Regions from separate parts of the Homo sapiens genome. Here region 2 is linked to region 1. A link is a loop called in an ENCODE intact Hi-C map of the cell type or tissue named here. Cell type or tissue: dorsolateral prefrontal cortex. All regions are shown on one strand.

Region 1 (8,000 bases):
ACCCACCTGCTGGGCCCAGGGTTGCCAGGGCAGAAATGGAGCTGGCAGGGGGTTCAATAGCAGCACCAGGGAGGGGAGGGGAGGGGTTGGGGGGCTCCCTTAGGAAGCCTATGGCAGGGTGGGTCAGTGCCCGTGGGGCACAGAGTGGTCTGCCTCCCTCCTCCCCAACACTTGCCATCCTGCAGAGCCCCTGACACCCTGGGGTGAGTTAACTGGAATCCCAGTGGGCAGGCATGAAGGGCCGCGAAGCCTGCCTCTCCATCCCAGGGTCCTTCCCATGGGCATGCCTGTCTAGAGTGCCAGGGGATCTGGGAGCAGATGGAGGAACTGAGGCACTTTGAGCTGGGGGACTGAGAGGGCTGGGAGGGGTCTTCCTCCATTATATACATGGGAAGACCCAGTCTGGGGTGGCTGATAGGAACTCAATGTCCCATTCAAGAAGGGAATCTGCACTGAAAGGGAGGGCTTCTCCTAGGCCCTCCCCTCATCCCAGAATGAGGACCAGGGGTGGCTGAGCAGGAGGTGGCCTAGCGGCCCCACCCCCCTCACTTTCTGCCAGGCCCGAGGCTTTGACAATGGCCTTTGTGTGTGAGGCATTGTATGGACTCCTCAGTCCCTCGGACTGTGTTTGCAGAGCTTCTGCCATGTGGGCTTCCTTCCCCACTACCCTCCGTGTGGATGCTTCTTTACCTCTGACTCCTGCAGGTGGATCCCCCTGGGATCCCAGCCCTGACTAGCCAAAAGAACCAAGTGTTGCTAGATAAGGGAGAAATCAGAGAAACCTCCACGCTGTAAGAAGCAGTTTGGGGCAGGCCTGAGATCCTAGGGTGGAGGCACCGGGGACCCAGTCTCAGCTGTCTCTGGAAGCTTCTATAGGCAGACCCCATTCTCAGCTTAAAGGGGGAATGAGGTGGAAATAGACGGGTGGGCCTTGGGCAGTGTCTGGATGGGGCAGGGCATGGGACTCCAGGGGAAAGCAGGCAGAGAGGAGCAGTGTGTGCATGTGTGTGTGTGTGCACGTGTCAGCAGAGGCAGAGAGCAAGTGTGGGCTGGAGCCCACCTGGAGCCCCTAATGGAGGGGGCACATTGGGGATAAAGAGGGGACGCGTCAGAGCTAGGCCAACTCCACTCTCTGTGGGCCAATGAGGAAAAAAAATGTAAAACCACCCTCAGCAGGAAAACACTGCCCAAGGCCCCGCTTAACAAACAAGACTCCCTGGGAACTGGGGAGAAGCCGCACCCCTCCCCCTACCTCTTGGGCGCACCAGCTGTCTAGACCCAAGGTCCAAACTCCCAGCTGCATCAGATTTCACTGGTGGGTGTTGGGTTCCCTCTAGCCGGGAGGAGGAGCAGCATCTGGGGGTGTGGGGAGCTTTTCCCTCTTAGAGCCCCTTGAGCCCTCCACCCCCAGTGAAGAAACACAAACAAATTCCAGTGTAGGGGGGCGGGGGAGGCTGGCTCCCCAAACCCTGGAGGGATGCCCAGGTACACAAGACGAGAACAGGGCTCCCTACACAGAGGGCAGGCAGGTGGGGCCCGTAAAGGGAAGATACAGTAACACTAAAGCCACAGTCGAACACAACACCATGGGGAAGGGCGGAGGAGAGGGAGGAAATAAAACACAAAGCCAAGTCGTGGCTGCCCTGGGCTCCCCTGGCCCCCCAGGAGTTCGGGGCTGGCTTTGGGCAGCTGGGCAAGTCTCTGTTCAGCTCCTGGAGTGGGAGGTGGGGGGTGGGCAGGGGGCGTGCGGGGAGGGGCTGGGGAGGAGCGGTCACAGACAGAGGCTCTGGAAGGGGGGCTACACGTACCACTCCTTCTTGGAAATGAAAGACCCGTCGTTCTGAGAAACCATGTTCTCAGCCAAGTCCAGCTGCTCAGGGTCGTACTGGTAGCCCAGAGTCCGGTCCCCGTAGCCGTCCTGACGGGCCTCGGCCTCATCCACGGTGAAGTAGGGCCGCTTGGCGTCCTCGTCATATTTGGGGTGGGGGCCGCCCACCTTGCGCTCGCCCCCTCCACCGCCCTCCTCCTCCTCCTCCTCCTCCTCATAGCTGCTTCCACCCAGTGGGCCGGCCTTCTTCTCGTCGTCTGAGTCGTCGGGGTACTGCAGGTTCTGTGCCATTGGTGGGTGGTGCTGGGGGATGCCTGCCTTGCTGTAGCCGTTGCCATACACGTGCTTCTTGGTGCTGTAGTCACCCTTGAAGGTGTGCCGGCGCCGACGCAGGGCGACCACGATCCCGCCGACCACAATCAACACCAGCAGGATGCTCCCCGCCACGCCCCCAATGATGGCCGTGGGCACCGGCCCGGCGCGCCGCCCATGTTCGGGAGGAGACGGGGTGTAGGGGAATTCTGGGTGAGGAAAAGAGATGGAGGGGACAGCATCAGCGTGTGCTCCTGGGGTGTAGAGGGGGTGGGAGGGAGGCAGGGAAAGGAGAGGCCAGGAAGGACAGGCTGTCTGCACCCCAGGTTTGAGCAGCTCCAGTTCGAGGCCCCGCAGCACTCCACCCATCCTGGAGCCCTAACATGCCGCAGCGTTGGTAGCTGGAGTGAGAGACAGGCAAGAGGAGAGGCAGAGGGCAGTACCCACAGCACCAGGGTCTTCCATCCCCACTGTCCTTGGTGTGGTGCTGGCCCAGCTCAATCCCTATTCATGGTGCAGTGAGACACGTGTGCCAGTTCCAGCTGCAGCACACTGCCCACTCCATGCCATTCACAGCCACAACCCTGAGGAGGTATGCCATTCATTCTCATTGGATATCTGAGGAGCTGAGGCTTGCAGAGGTTAAAGAACTTGCCTGAGGCCACCCAGCAATGATGCATCGTTGCTTCTCCTGCACATAGAACGTGTGCAAATGTCACTGATACCCCTCTGCCAGACACCTGGCAGTCACTCTGCCCCAACACTATCAACTTGGCTTCCAAGACCCAGAACCAGGAGCCACCTAGGTGTTCTGCACCTGATTTTGTCTGCCTGCAGGGCACAGGGAAAACAGGTTCCCAGGCACTGGCTCAGGAGATGCCCCGTGAGTGCCAATCAGCTGCCAAGGTGCCAGAAACTAGGGCTGTGGTTCTTGGCTGTGGTCTGGGCCTGCAGGGCAAGGTGGGGGCCTGGCAGTGCTGCCAGCCTGGGTTATAAGTGTAAGACACCAGCATGGCAGGGCACAAGCACAGGGCAAGGACGGCAGAAATGGGGGTGAAAGCATGTGCGTGTGTGCGTGCGTGGCAATGTCGAGTACACACAAGTGGGCACATGCACAGGCATACACGCTTGCCGTCATAGCAAGCCTGCCACCCAGAGAGCACATGCTGGGAGGGCCTGCATGCCTGTGCCGACATGATGAACATGAGTGTGCAAATCTGTATGCCCCGTGGACACAGCCAAAATGAGGAGGCAGGAAAGGTGAAAAGAAGAGAAAGGAAGCAGGTGGGACAGGAGAGAAGGCTGGGTGGGTGGCTTTCTGTGCCAGTGGGGCCGGGCCACAGTACTGTTCTTTGGCCAACACTGCCCCTTCCCTTGCCTTACAGGGCCTGGGAAGGTGGCTGAAACCAGGGCCATGCCACGGGCCAAAGAGGCCCTAAGGTGAGGCTAAGGGAAATGGTTCCTGGCACCACCACAGGGTGGCACCAGAGACCACAGCTGGCCTCGGTCAGAGCCACTAGGCTGCGGGTCTAGGGCAAGCCCAGAAGGCTGACCTCAGCCGCTCAGGCCCTCCTTGCTCCAGGCCCACGTAAAGGGCCAGTTTGCCCGTATACTGTTTGCCTGTATACTGCTGCCAGCTCACTCTCTGATTCAGTATCTCTCACTCCATGGGAATCATGCTCCTCCCTGAGCCCACTCCCTCCTCCTGGGGCGTGTGTGGGGTGCTATCCCACTCGGCAGGCTGCAGCAGGGTGGAGATTCTAGGAAAGAGGAAAGGCCTTCCAGGAATTTGGGCGGGAAGGGCTGACGAAAACACAGGGCCCAAGGAAGGGGAGGCCACTCACTCATCCAAGGTCACGCGGCTGAGCCAGGACCCCCCAGGGGCTCCTATACACGTGGGCACTGGCAGAGGAGCACTGCCATGGAGGACCCCGCTCCCCACCTGCCACCACCATCCTCGGTGCAGGTCAGCCAGCAGCTGCCCAGTACATATCCATGGGATCTTTGTCCTGACCGCCTGTCTCCGCAGCAGCCTCCCTGGAACCTCAAGCATCTCCCGGCTCACCAGGTCCCATCTGTTTACCGCCCTCAAAAGGGCCCCGCAACTGCTCCCCACGAGATGGGAGCAGCCTCCACCAGGGGTTCCCCAGAGGCAGCTGGGAAGAACCTAGCCTCCTCTGTACTCAGCCTGCCTGCCCCCCTCCTCGGTTCTCACCCAGATCTGAATGATCTCTCCTGTCTACACCTGCCTTCCTCTCTTCATCCATCCCTCCCATCAGCAAACATACTGAGCATCTATCCTGCTAGTCACGGGATATGAGAAACTCACAGCCTCCCCAGGGAAGCAAAGGACACTCAGAGACAGCACATGCAGATGTTAAGGGAACAGGCAGGGAAGTGCAGGGTGCAGGGGAACGGGGTGGTGTGTCTTGGCATTAGAGAAGGCTTCTTGGAGGAGGCCGGACTTGGAGAGGCCAGGAGGATAAGGAAGCATCCAGATGGAGGGAGCTGCCATTTTTCTGAAACATGTCCCTTGCCTTCCCATACAAGATTCCGTGGTTCTCGGCTTTCCTCTCTGAGTGCTATCTCCAGCTGTGTTGCTCCTTTTCTCTGTTCCAGCTGTCTCGCTGGACGCTTTGTCCTGGGACCCTCAGCCTTGACCCTCTGCTTTCTTTCCTAGTGACAGACTAGTATCAACTTCTGGAGTCACCCTTATCCTGCTGGCTGTCCAAATTATTTAGGGTACATAGTTCTCGCCCAACTCTGGGACTGTATCTCCACAGCATCTCCCAAACTGTGGCCCATGGAATCTCAAACCATTGGCTCAAAGGGTCAGCAAAAATAGGGGGGTCGAGATGTTGGCTTAGACAAAAGCATCAGAGCCTGTTACCTTCTCGTGCACACTGTGAACTACTAGAGGGACACGTCAAATGCCATGTTTCCCAACATACTGGAACATGAACCCCATACCTCCTGCCTCCAAGACAGTCTCACATAACTGATATCTAGGTGGACACATTAGAAAAACTGACCTCTAGCACACCCTCATTTGGAATTCTCACCACCACTTCAAAACCCATCTGTACCAACCTGGTTTGCCATCTTCCTTCTAAACCCTCTCCATTCGATACAACTTCCTGTCGCCACTGTCACCACCATGGAACTTATGCCAGGTTTTACTGCTGTGGTCGATTCCTAAATCTCCCACTTTCCTTTTGCCTCTGCCTGCCTTGAATCACCCCACCCGCAGTCACCAGGTTAATCTTCACTCTGTAGACACAACCACTCGCTTTCTCAAAGACCAGCAATGGCTCCCCAACTGCCTGTTGGGCTGTGCAGTCTGGCCTTCAAAGCTTCCATCATGCAACCGTATCTTGGGTTTGGTCAACTCACCTTCCTTGCTGTCCTTGTTATCCAAGTTGATTCCTTACTGCAAGCCTTTACACATGCAGTTTGCCCCGCCAGGAGTGCCTTTCCTCATCCTCCCTCCCCACCGATTGCACTTCTCCAGCCCCTTCTTCAGGAGCCTTCTCTTCTCCAGTTTACCGTGATCTTTTTCTCTTTCGAATTTTTATGTACTAATGGTCTGCACCTCTCATTCTGGTTGTGACAATTGCTAAGGTCATTCCATTAATCACATACTGACATAGCATGGTAAAGCCTGTATAAATTGCAAATAAATGCAAATTAGAAGTTACCATGGCTGGCTCTGGTCCTTCTGCCAGTTTTCAAATGGCTAAAGTTCTTCTCTTCTGCAGGAATGAGGACAGGGTTTGAGGAAGTGGCAGCCTCATGATCATTTGGGATTGACTCATTTCAGTGTGTTGCAGTAGTCTATAAGCTCACTATTGTTACATTTGTGCTTTCTTCAACAGCAGAGACCCAATAAAAAATAAAGCTCTCCTACATCTTCCTCAACTAGGTTGAATTTTCTGGACCTCTCAAGCCACATCATTGCAGTATGGTAGAGTGTACGGTCTTATCTGTTTCACAGGAATGACTGGTGTCCCAACTAGTTTGTAAGTTATAATTGAAAATGCAGGCTGGGCACAGTGGCTCATGCCTGTAATCCCAGCACTTTGGGAGGCCGAGGCGGACGGATCACCTAAGGTCAGGAGTTCAAGACCAGCCTGACCAACATGGTGAAACCTCGTCTCTACTAAAAATACAAAAATTAGCCAGGTGTAGTGATGGGTGCCTGTAATCCCAGCTACTTGGGAGGCTGAGGCAGGAGAATTGCTTGAGCTGGGAGGTGGAGGTTGCAGTGAGCCAAGTTTGTGCCATTGCACTCCAGCCTGGGCAACAGTGCAAGACTCCGTCTCAAAAAAAAAAAAAAAATGCACCTTGAACCTGATCTCTTCTCACCGTCTCCATCACTACCACCCTGATCCAAGATACTCTCATCTTTCATCTGGATTATTGATTGCAATAGCTGCCTAACTGCTCCCCTGATTCCATCCTTTCCCTCTGTGGACTGTTTTCCACACAGCAGCCAGACAAATCCTGTTGAAGTGTAACATATCTGCTCAGAGCCCTCCAATGACTCTCCCTAGAGCCTTAACGTGCTCTGCTTGCCCTACGCCCCGCCCCACCTCTGAAGTCATCTGTTCCCGCTTTCCTGCAGGCTTGCCCCACTCCTGGCACACACTGCACGGGCTGCCCTGCCCCCTGAAAGCCACTTCCCCAGGGCCCCCAGGTTCACTCCTTTACTCTCTTTGGGACACAGCTCAAATAGCCCCTTCTCATCAAGACCTTCCCCAACTACCCTATTTAAAACTGCAGCTCATAAGCCCACTCCACCTGTGTGGTCCCTAGCACTTGGGATCCCCTTACTCTCTTTTTTTCCTCCTCAATATCACCTTCAAAATTACTACTTTTTTTTTTTTTTTGAGACGGAGTCTTGCTCTGTCGCCCAGGCTGGAGTGCAGTGGCTCAATCTTGGCTCATGCAACCTCCGCCTCCCGGGTTCAAGCGATTCTCCTGCCTCAGCCTCTTGAGTAGCTGGGATTACAGGCATGTGCCACCACACCCGGCTAATTTTTGTAATTTCAGTAGAGATGGGGATTTCACCATGTTGGCCAGGCTGATCTCACACTCCTGACCTCAGATGATCCACCCACCTCAGCCTCCCAAAGTGCTGGGATTACAGGTGTGAGCCACCACGCCCAGCCTACATATTTTTTAAAAATGTATTTTATCTATTGTCTTTCCTCCTATGCGAAAACGTAAGCTCCACAAGGATAGGGACTTTTTGTCTGTTTTGCTCATGGATTTATACCAAGCACCTAGACCGCTTGTCATGTGGTCAATGTTCAAGAAGTATCTGTTGGACGACAGAATGAATTCTACAATGGCAAGATTATGTCTTAGAGATAAGCCTTGTTCTAGGCAGAGCAAGTATTGTAAGGAGAGACTCGAATAAACCTGCATGGGGCCCACTGGGACCTTGTTTCTCTGGAGTGGGTGACAGGAGGAGTGGTGTGGTGGCTTGGGACCAGATGACACTAGGCTTTTTTTCTCCTCCAGGCCTTCTATTTAATTCTTTTTCCTAAGTCCTTTTTTTTTTTTTTTTTTTTGAGACAGAGTCTCGCTCCATCGCCTGGGCTGGAGTGCAGTGGCACGATCTCGGCTCACTGCAACCTCCGCCTCCCAGGCTCAAGCAATTCTTGTGCCTCAGCCTCCTGAGTAGTTGGGACTACAGGCACGCACTGCCACACCCGGCTAATATTTTGTAGAGACGGGGTTTCACAACGTTGGCCAGGCTGGTCTCGAACTCCTGATCTCAAGTGGTCTGCCCACCTCGGCCTCCCAAAGTGCTGGGATTACAGGTGTGAGCCACCACGCCTAGCCAACTTTTTTC
Region 2 (8,000 bases), 78 kb before region 1:
CCCAGCGGGAGCCAGGGAGAAAATGAATCGCCTTGAGTGACACAGGACATGGCAGATTGGATGTTTAATTTGGGTATCTCTTTAGAACGCCCCCCACGCCCACCTCCTCTGCTCCCACTTAGCATCCAGCCGGCGAGAAAGCCCTGCTCCTCACAAATTGCCTTGTCGGCTCGGAGAAAAATGCCAGCGTGACTGATTGCTAGGTGGGTCCCTCCAAGTGCGCGGGAAGGAACCGGCACGACCGCACAATGCTCCTTCCTACAGAGACGCGGCGTCGTGCCAGAGCCGGAGATTTGAGTCAGACACCGGGAAGGACTGCCCGTGGAGGAGGGCGGCTCGTGGGGCTGGGGGTTTGTTTAGGGGTCTCTCGGGTCCAGAGGGAGGGCCAGGCGACCCTGGCTGGGGTCTGGTGGCTGTGGGGGGCCTGCGGGGCCCAGAGGAAAAGGCCGGCACCCGGTCCGCGAGAGGGGGCACGTACGGGGCGCAGAGGCAGAACGCAGCCCGCAGCAGACGGACAGCCTTCCCCAGACTGCCTGGAGCTCGGAGCCCGGCGCCGAAACCTGCAGATCACAACCTGTCAGTCGCGCTTTCCCGGCAGCCTCACCTGCCTCCAGATCTTTCCAAACAAGGAAAGGAGCTGCAAACATGGCAATCACCTTCCCGGCAGCGGCAGACAGCTGCCAGGGAGCAGCAGGCGACGAGCCAGCCCAGTCAGGGAGGCGGAGACGTGATCAGGCTGCGGCAGCCCCCTATACCGAGCTAGAGCTCGGGCGGACCCCGCCCCCCGCCGCAGGGACTTTGGTGGATGTCCAAGGTCACCCGCAGCTCGGCAGGGGTTCAGCACCGGAGCAGCCACCTGTTCAGGTGGCAGTTCTGGAAGGACCCCTCGGGGCTGGGGGAGGGTGGGACTAGGGCCGCACCCTGGCTTTTGCTAACCATTTATGTGACTGGGGCAAGCGCCCTGGCCTTGGACTCTGACCACACCGCACAGGGCCTGGGGTCGCTTCCATGCAGCTCTCTCATTCTGATTCTGGAGATATCTTGGGAAGAGCTAAGAGTGGCTTTTAGGCCCTGAAGCTGGGTAGGGCCCAGAAACCACACTTTCTAGGCTGTGGAGTGGCCCTGATCCTCTCTTCATTGTCCAGATTATTGCTTGAAGCCAACTCAGTGGGGTGTTGAAGTGGCTAATCCAAGCTACTTGAGATGAAGAGGTGTTGGAAGGACTGACCCGGGATAAACCTGAGTGATCCCAGACTCAGGCTCTCAAAAGGCTGGAATGAAGAACCTCCTTTGGAGGGTTAATATAGGAGAATTTAAGGGGTCCCCACCTTCCTTCCCATCAGCCTGCTTAATGTTACTACCCATGCCAAGGACAGCCCGATGGGTGCGCCAGCTTCCCTTAGAACTGACTGCCTTTTACTCCATGAACTGTTTGAGATTGTGTGGGTTCTTCTGAGTTCTTGAAAGTATAGGACAAACAGAAGGGAGGATGCTCTCAACATGAATGTGGATAATTTGCCCCCAGTGAAGCCGCAGTGTGGGTAATTCACCTGTACAAATCAAGAGATGGATGCCTTTTCCATCTGGTCTCATTCAGATGTCTTCTCAAATCAGAAAATATCTACTCTTTAGCTCCCAGCCCAGGTGACACTTACTACTCCTTCACCAAGCCCACCTTCCCAGCTTCTTCACATACAGTAGCGGATGAATCGCCCCCCCCACCCATGCCACACGGAACAGGGCCATCAAAGTGGCCCTAGGCCAAGGGGAGGTCTCTGCCCCCTTCCCCAGCCCGGGGCTACCCTTGGGTCCTGCTCCTCAGGCCACTCCCCTGTCCCTGGCCATGTGGGGAGGAGGCTGCCCTGGTCATGGCCGCCTGCCTGTCATTCCTGACTCACCACCATCCCCAGGTGTACCATTCCTGCCCTCTGCTCAGCTGCAATTGAAGGCTTTAACTTTGCACACTTTGGGATCACGGTTGTGTCATTGGAATAAATTAAGCAGGTCTCAACCGCCTCCCCCACCCCAGGAAAAAAAAAAAGCCAGGGGGGGCCCTAGAATGAGAAAGCTGGAGGGAGCGGGCAGGAATCCACTTAAAACTATTCCTTAAGCTTAAAACATGGTGTAGGCGGGGAAAATATGATCAGATGGAAGTTAGGGTGGCAGAGAATGTCACCAAGTCATCTTGATCCATTGCAAGAAAGAGGCTGGGATCTGGGTGCCGAGGAAACCTTCACCAAGCTGTGTGAAGAAGACTCAGCCTTTCCTCAGTATCCTAGCTAGCTCTCCCTTCCCGTGCCACACCTTCTCTACTCTCTAAAGGGGCTTAACATCCTCATGCTCTCTGCTTCTTCACCAAGTTTTCAGCAAAGTATCTCTAATAGTCATTTACACCTGCATTAGAAGATAAGTTCCCGGGTGACAGCTTATGTAAATGTTCAGGTCAACTTTTCAGAAGGTATTTGCTATGGTTTGAATGTGTCCCTCCCAAAAGCATGTGTTGGAGGCATAATTGCTATTGTAACCATATTAAGAGGCGAGCCTCTTAATACGGTGGTTCATCCTGTAATTCCAGCTATTTAGGAGGCTGAGGTGGGAAAATCGCTTAAGGCCAGGAGTTTGAGACCAGCCTGGGCAACATAATGAGACCCCATCTCCAAAAAGTAAAAACATAAAAAATTAGCTGGGTGTTTGTAGTATGGCTATTAGCAGGTAGTTGGTGCCAGCTACTCGGGAGGCTGAGACTGAGGTGGGAAGATGGCTTGAGCCTAGAAGTTTGAGGCTGCAGTGAGTTATAATTGTGCCATTGTACCCCAGCCTGGGCAACAGAGTGAGACCTCGTCTCTAAAAAAACAGAAAAAGAGGCTGGGCATGGTGGCTCACACCGGTAATCTCAGCACTTTGGGAGGGTGAGATGGGCAGATCATGAGGTCAGGAGTTCGAGACCAGCCTGGCCAACATGGTGAAACCCCACCTCTACTAAAAATACAAAAATTAGCTGGATGTGGTGATGTGTGCCTGTAATCCCAGCTACTTGGAAGGCTGAGGCAGAAGAATCACTTGAAACTGGGAGGCGGAGGTTGTAGTGAGCTAAAATCATGCCATTGCACTCCAGCTGGGGTGACAGAGCAAGACTCTGTCTCAAAAAAAAAAAAAAAAAAAAAAGAAAGAAAGAAAGAAAAAGAAAGAGGCAGGATCTTTAAGAGGTGGTTAGCCATGAGGGGTCTGCCTTCATGAATGGATTAATGCCATTGGCCATTGTCTCAGGAATGGGTTCCTTATAAAAAGAGGTTAGCCCTTCTCTCTGTCTTCACCCTCTTCCTCCCCCCTCTCTCTCCCCCACCTCCTCTCTCTGTCTCTCCCGCTCTCTCTCGCTCACCCATGTGATGCCTTCTGCCATGCTATGGTGCAGCAAGGGCTTACCAGACGCCACCCCCTCAGTCTTGGACTTCCCAGCCTCCAGAACCATAAGCCAGTAAATTTCTATTCACTATAAATTACCCAGTCTGAGGTATTCTGTGGGAGCAGCACAAAACAGACAAAGATGATATTCATATTTAAATAATGTAAGACTTTTTATATCTAACTCTGGACTTTCTTCTCTGGTAAAAATAAGATCAATGTTGATAGCACTTGGTCTCAGAGCCCCTGACGTTAGCACTAAGTTATAAGCACTTACTCTGCCATCAGATATGGTGGCCCTGCTGAGCCTCTGGCAGTAGGACGAGCCCAAAGCAAAGAAAGTGGTCCCAGTGCCCTTCCCTCCTTCCACTTCCTGCTCCAGGTTGATGGGCTGGACACAAGGGTTAAGATTAGGGGATCTGGCCAGGAGCAGTGGCTCACACCTGTAATCCCAGCACTTTGGGAGGCCGAGGTGGGCAGATCACTTGAGGCCAGGAGTTCAAGACCAGCTGGGCAACACAGTAAAACCCCGTCTCTACTTAAATTACAAAAATTAGCTGGGCGTGGTGGTGCACGCCTGTAATCCCAGCTACTCAGGAAGTTGAGGCAGAAGAATCGCTTGAACTCGGGAGGCAGAGGTTGCAGTGAGCCAAGATTGCGCCACTGCACTCCAGCCTGGGTGACAGAATGAGACTCTGTCTCAAAAAGAAAAAAAAAAAACAAAGCAAACAAAAAAATTAGCCAGGTGTGGTGGCACACACCTGTAATCCTAGCTACTCAGGAGGCTGAGGCAGGAGAATTTCTTTAACCCAAGAAGCAGAGGTTGCAGTGAGCAGAGATCACGCCACTGCACTCCAGCATGGGCCACAGAGCAAGACTCTGTCTCAAAAAAAAAAAAAAAAAAAAAAAAAAAAAGATTAGAGAGTCAGGCCCAGAGATTCCTGAAAGGAGCTTTGTCAGTTCCCCCTTGTCCAGAAAGGACTGAGTAAGCCCACTCTTGGTCTTTTTCTGAATCAGCCTAAAAGTGGCCTCTCTTGGTTGGGGCAATTTTGGAGAGCAAATTGCAAGGGGCAGAAGCTTGGAAAGGGCTAAAACTAAGGAAAGAGGGTATTGTTGCAGCCAATGCCAGCTGTTCCCCCTCCCAACCCAATGCTGTGGACTGCTGGCTAATGGGTGCACATGCTTTTTAGTCTCTGGCTCTTCTCTGCCATTCCCACCCCACAGCTGGAGTGTGCTTGGCAGAGGCACATAATTGGCTCTGTGCATTGGAGCCAGTGAGGCAAGAGCTACAGTGTGAGGGACAGAAGGGAGATGACAGGGAAAGAAGGATCCTGCACCTTTCTCTCTGCCTACCCACTGTGATTCCTTCTGCCTTCAGGTGGGTCACAGAATGGTGGAACGGAAAGCTCAAGAGATCTGCAGTCAGAAGACCTGAGATCTCTTCATTTGCTAGCTGTTACCTAATTTTGTTTAGCCTTATTTTTCCCATCTGTAAAACTGGGATATTGGTTAGGGTTACAGACAAACACAGGTTGGGAGGATGCTCTTTGGTGTGGGAAGGAACTTGATAGTCTGTAGAGGGATGTGCAGATGTGAGTTGTTATTCCTACTCCTGTCTTGCAGGAAGTGGGATGCCTGGCCAGACACCTCAGCATCCATATCACTCATCAAACCACCCCCACCCCTGCACATACAGGTGCATGTTCCATGGTAAACCAAAACAACAGCCTCAAAAACAACCAACAAAAACTGAAGTTGTGATATGTATCCACGTGGGTTCCTCCCAATCCAACAAAAGTTAGACTTGGGCCTCTAGGACTCATTCCAGTGAGGACCCTCTGAGCACTCATGAAAGCTTTCATGGGAGTCTGCAGGAGGGAAGGAGGGTGGAGGAGGGGCAGGATCTCTTCAAAGGGCAAATTAATGCATGCCAAGCTAACACATGCCAAGCACCATTACTGAGCATCCCCTGAATGCCCATATTTGCTGGACATTTCACAGGAGCCAAGACAACTCTGATGGGTTTTACAGTCATTGGAGATGATAAGTAAACCTTCCTTCAAACAGAGAAATAATGGGAAATAATGGGAAACAGATTGCAGTACACACAATTGGAGAAGGAAGGAAGCTGTTTTCAGAGCCCTAGGCCCATCCCATCAAACAATGGTGCTCCAAGGGTAAATTGAGTTCTCTTTGGCTGGGCAGAGAGCATGAGGCCAAGAGGGAAAGATATTGGGGTGCCGAGCATCACAGCAGGCTCCCTTTCTGCCTTCCCACACCAGTCCCCTGACACCGACTGGATGTCACTCAATTCAATTCAATTCAATTCAATTCAATTCAATTCAATTCAATTCAATTCAATTCAATCCAATTCAATTCTGACATCAGCTACCTGGCGTTAGCACAAATCCCACAGGTTAAGGGGCTTAGTCCCGCAAGACTGCCCACTTCAGGTACCAACTACAAGTCCTGGGTGTCCTCAAGCCACTCACACTTCTGCCTGCCCAGCTATAAATTCGGGGGTTCCTCTACACCCTCATTTTGGGTTGATAAAGAATGACTCAGAGAACTCACTGGAAGCATTATATTTACAATTACCATTTTATTGTAAAAGATACAAATAAACAGCCTGATGAACATGCACACACAGCAAGGTCTGGAAGAGTCCCAAGCACAAAAGCTTCTGTTGGAGTCAGGGTGTGCCACCCTTCTGGTATGCCAATATTAGTATGTTTACCAACCAGGAAGTTCTCCAAGCCTTGTTGTTCAGAGTTTCTGTTGAGGTTTCATTATGTAAGCATGATTGATTTAATCATTGGCCATGTGACTGGACTCCATCTCCATCTTTTCCTGGAGGTGGAAGGGAGAGGGGAGGGGCTGAAAGTTCCAACTCTTTAATCCCTTGGTTGGTTTTCCTGAGAACCAGCCTCTGTTCTGAAACTGTCTAGGGGATCTGCTGTGAGTCATCTCATTAGCATAAACTCAGGTGTGGCTGAAAAGGGCTCATTATGAATAACAAAAGACATTCCTGTCATTCAAACTTCTGAGGGTTTTTGAAGCTCTGTGCCAGGAACCTGGGACAAAGACTAAATATATTATTTTTGACTTTATCCCACTTTCCTACTCACAGAGAAGAAGGAAGAGAATGGGGGAGCATCCTGAGTGTTTCGTGACTTCATTGTGGGAGGAGGCGCCGGAACTGTATGAGTGGTTGAAGGAAAGTATGAAGAAAACAGAATCACAGATCATCTTTACTTAACTGGAGGTCTATCCTACAGAAGAGGGAGCCTCTGCCAGGAGGAATTTGGACCAATGAGCGAAAGTAATGGGAAACCAGTTTTCAGCAGGAGCTGATAGGGTGGGCTGCCTTGAGAAGTAATAAGCTCCTAGAGAATATTTTAACAGAGCTGAATGCAAGTTCCATGTGAGCATCAACTCAGTCGGACTTGACTTCTGCTGTGTGCCTGGGGCCTGAATATTACCTGACAAACAGTAGATGCTTACTAAATATTTGGTAAATATTTGTTGAATGCACATTTGTGGAGGAGAAGGGAAGGTAGTTTAAATAACATGAAAACCTAGGCCCAGTCATAAGTCTTTAGTATCCAGCCGTTGTGCTGGCTTTTGAGGCAAAAAACAAAAAAACAAAAAATTCTTCTTAAGAAGCTCACCACAGTAAGTGCTGTAAGTGGGGAGATAGACATTTATGTCTAGAGCAAAGTTTAATAACAAACAAATCAGTTCCAGTTAAAGATGGCAAGTTGAACCCATTCATTAGTTTACACTCCCCAAAGCCCATGGAAATAACAGTAAAAGGATTTTATTAAAAGGCATAAGCCCATCAGTTCAAAGGTGGAATGCAGATGGAGACTTCCAGTAAAGATGGTGAATTGAATGCACACAATTCATCTTGCTCTTCTTGAAAACCCTAAAGTGACTATAAAGGGATTTTTTAAAAATCAGAAACCCATAAAGGTGGAGATGAGACAGAAATTCGGCAGGACTTGTTTTACAAGATGCGGGTCACAAGGACACTGCTGATAAAACAGGATGTGGCAAAGAAGCCAGTCAAAACCTGCCAAAACCAAGATGGCAACAAAAGCAATCTCTGATTGTCCTCACTGCTCATTATATGCTAATTACAATGCATTAGCATGCTAAAGGCACTCTCACTAGCGCCATGACAGTTTACGAATGCCATCGCACATCCAGAAGTTACCTTATATGGTCTAAAAGAAGGAGGAACCCTCAGTTCTGGGAAATCTCTGCCCCTTTCCTGGAAAACTCATGAATAATCAACCCCATATTTAGCATATAATCAAGAATTAACTATAAATATAGCCGGCCAACAGCCCTCAAAGGCTGCTCTGCCTATGGAATAACCACCTTTTATTCCTTTAGTTTTCTTCTTTTTTTTTTTTTTGAGATGGAGTTTTGCTCTGTTGCCCAGGCTGGAGTGCAGTGGCACGATCTTGGCTCACTGCAACCTCCGCCTCCTGGGTTCAAGTGATTCTCCTGCCTCAGCCTCCCCAGTAGCTGGGATTACAGGTGCACGCCACCACGCCCTGCTAGTTTTTGTATTTTTAGTAGAGATGGGG

The links. Peaks named below come from ENCODE experiments on the same cell type or tissue, not always from the same donor. Only the 100,000 strongest peaks of a DNase experiment are listed, where the experiment ranks them.
Region 2: it touches region 1 in a loop (1.9-fold over the local background); 2 of 110 quality-filtered maps call a loop at or near these places.

What each region holds. Positions count from the first base shown.
Region 1 is chr11:119,662,949-119,670,948 of GRCh38, forward strand. NECTIN1 (nectin cell adhesion molecule 1) reads right to left here. Exons shown (of 6, transcript NM_002855.5): 6 at 1-2,349. The coding sequence ends at 1,799. Among named protein-coding and RNA genes, the nearest start is that of NECTIN1-AS1, 43 kb to the right of the region's middle. RefSeq lists enhancers at 1,648-2,186, 2,187-2,723. In dorsolateral prefrontal cortex, CTCF peaks have their summits at 1,259, 3,624 (motif pointing right) and 3,824; DNase peaks (open chromatin) are centred at 553, 1,271 and 3,643; H3K27ac peaks cover 5,571 bases.
Region 2 is chr11:119,584,602-119,592,601 of GRCh38, forward strand. No RefSeq gene overlaps it. Among named protein-coding and RNA genes, the nearest start is that of NECTIN1-AS1, 120 kb to the right of the region's middle. RefSeq lists an enhancer at 707-1,521. In dorsolateral prefrontal cortex, no CTCF peak of the experiment used is centred here; DNase peaks (open chromatin) are centred at 209, 585 and 4,620; H3K4me3 peaks cover 1,066 bases; H3K27ac peaks cover 2,657 bases.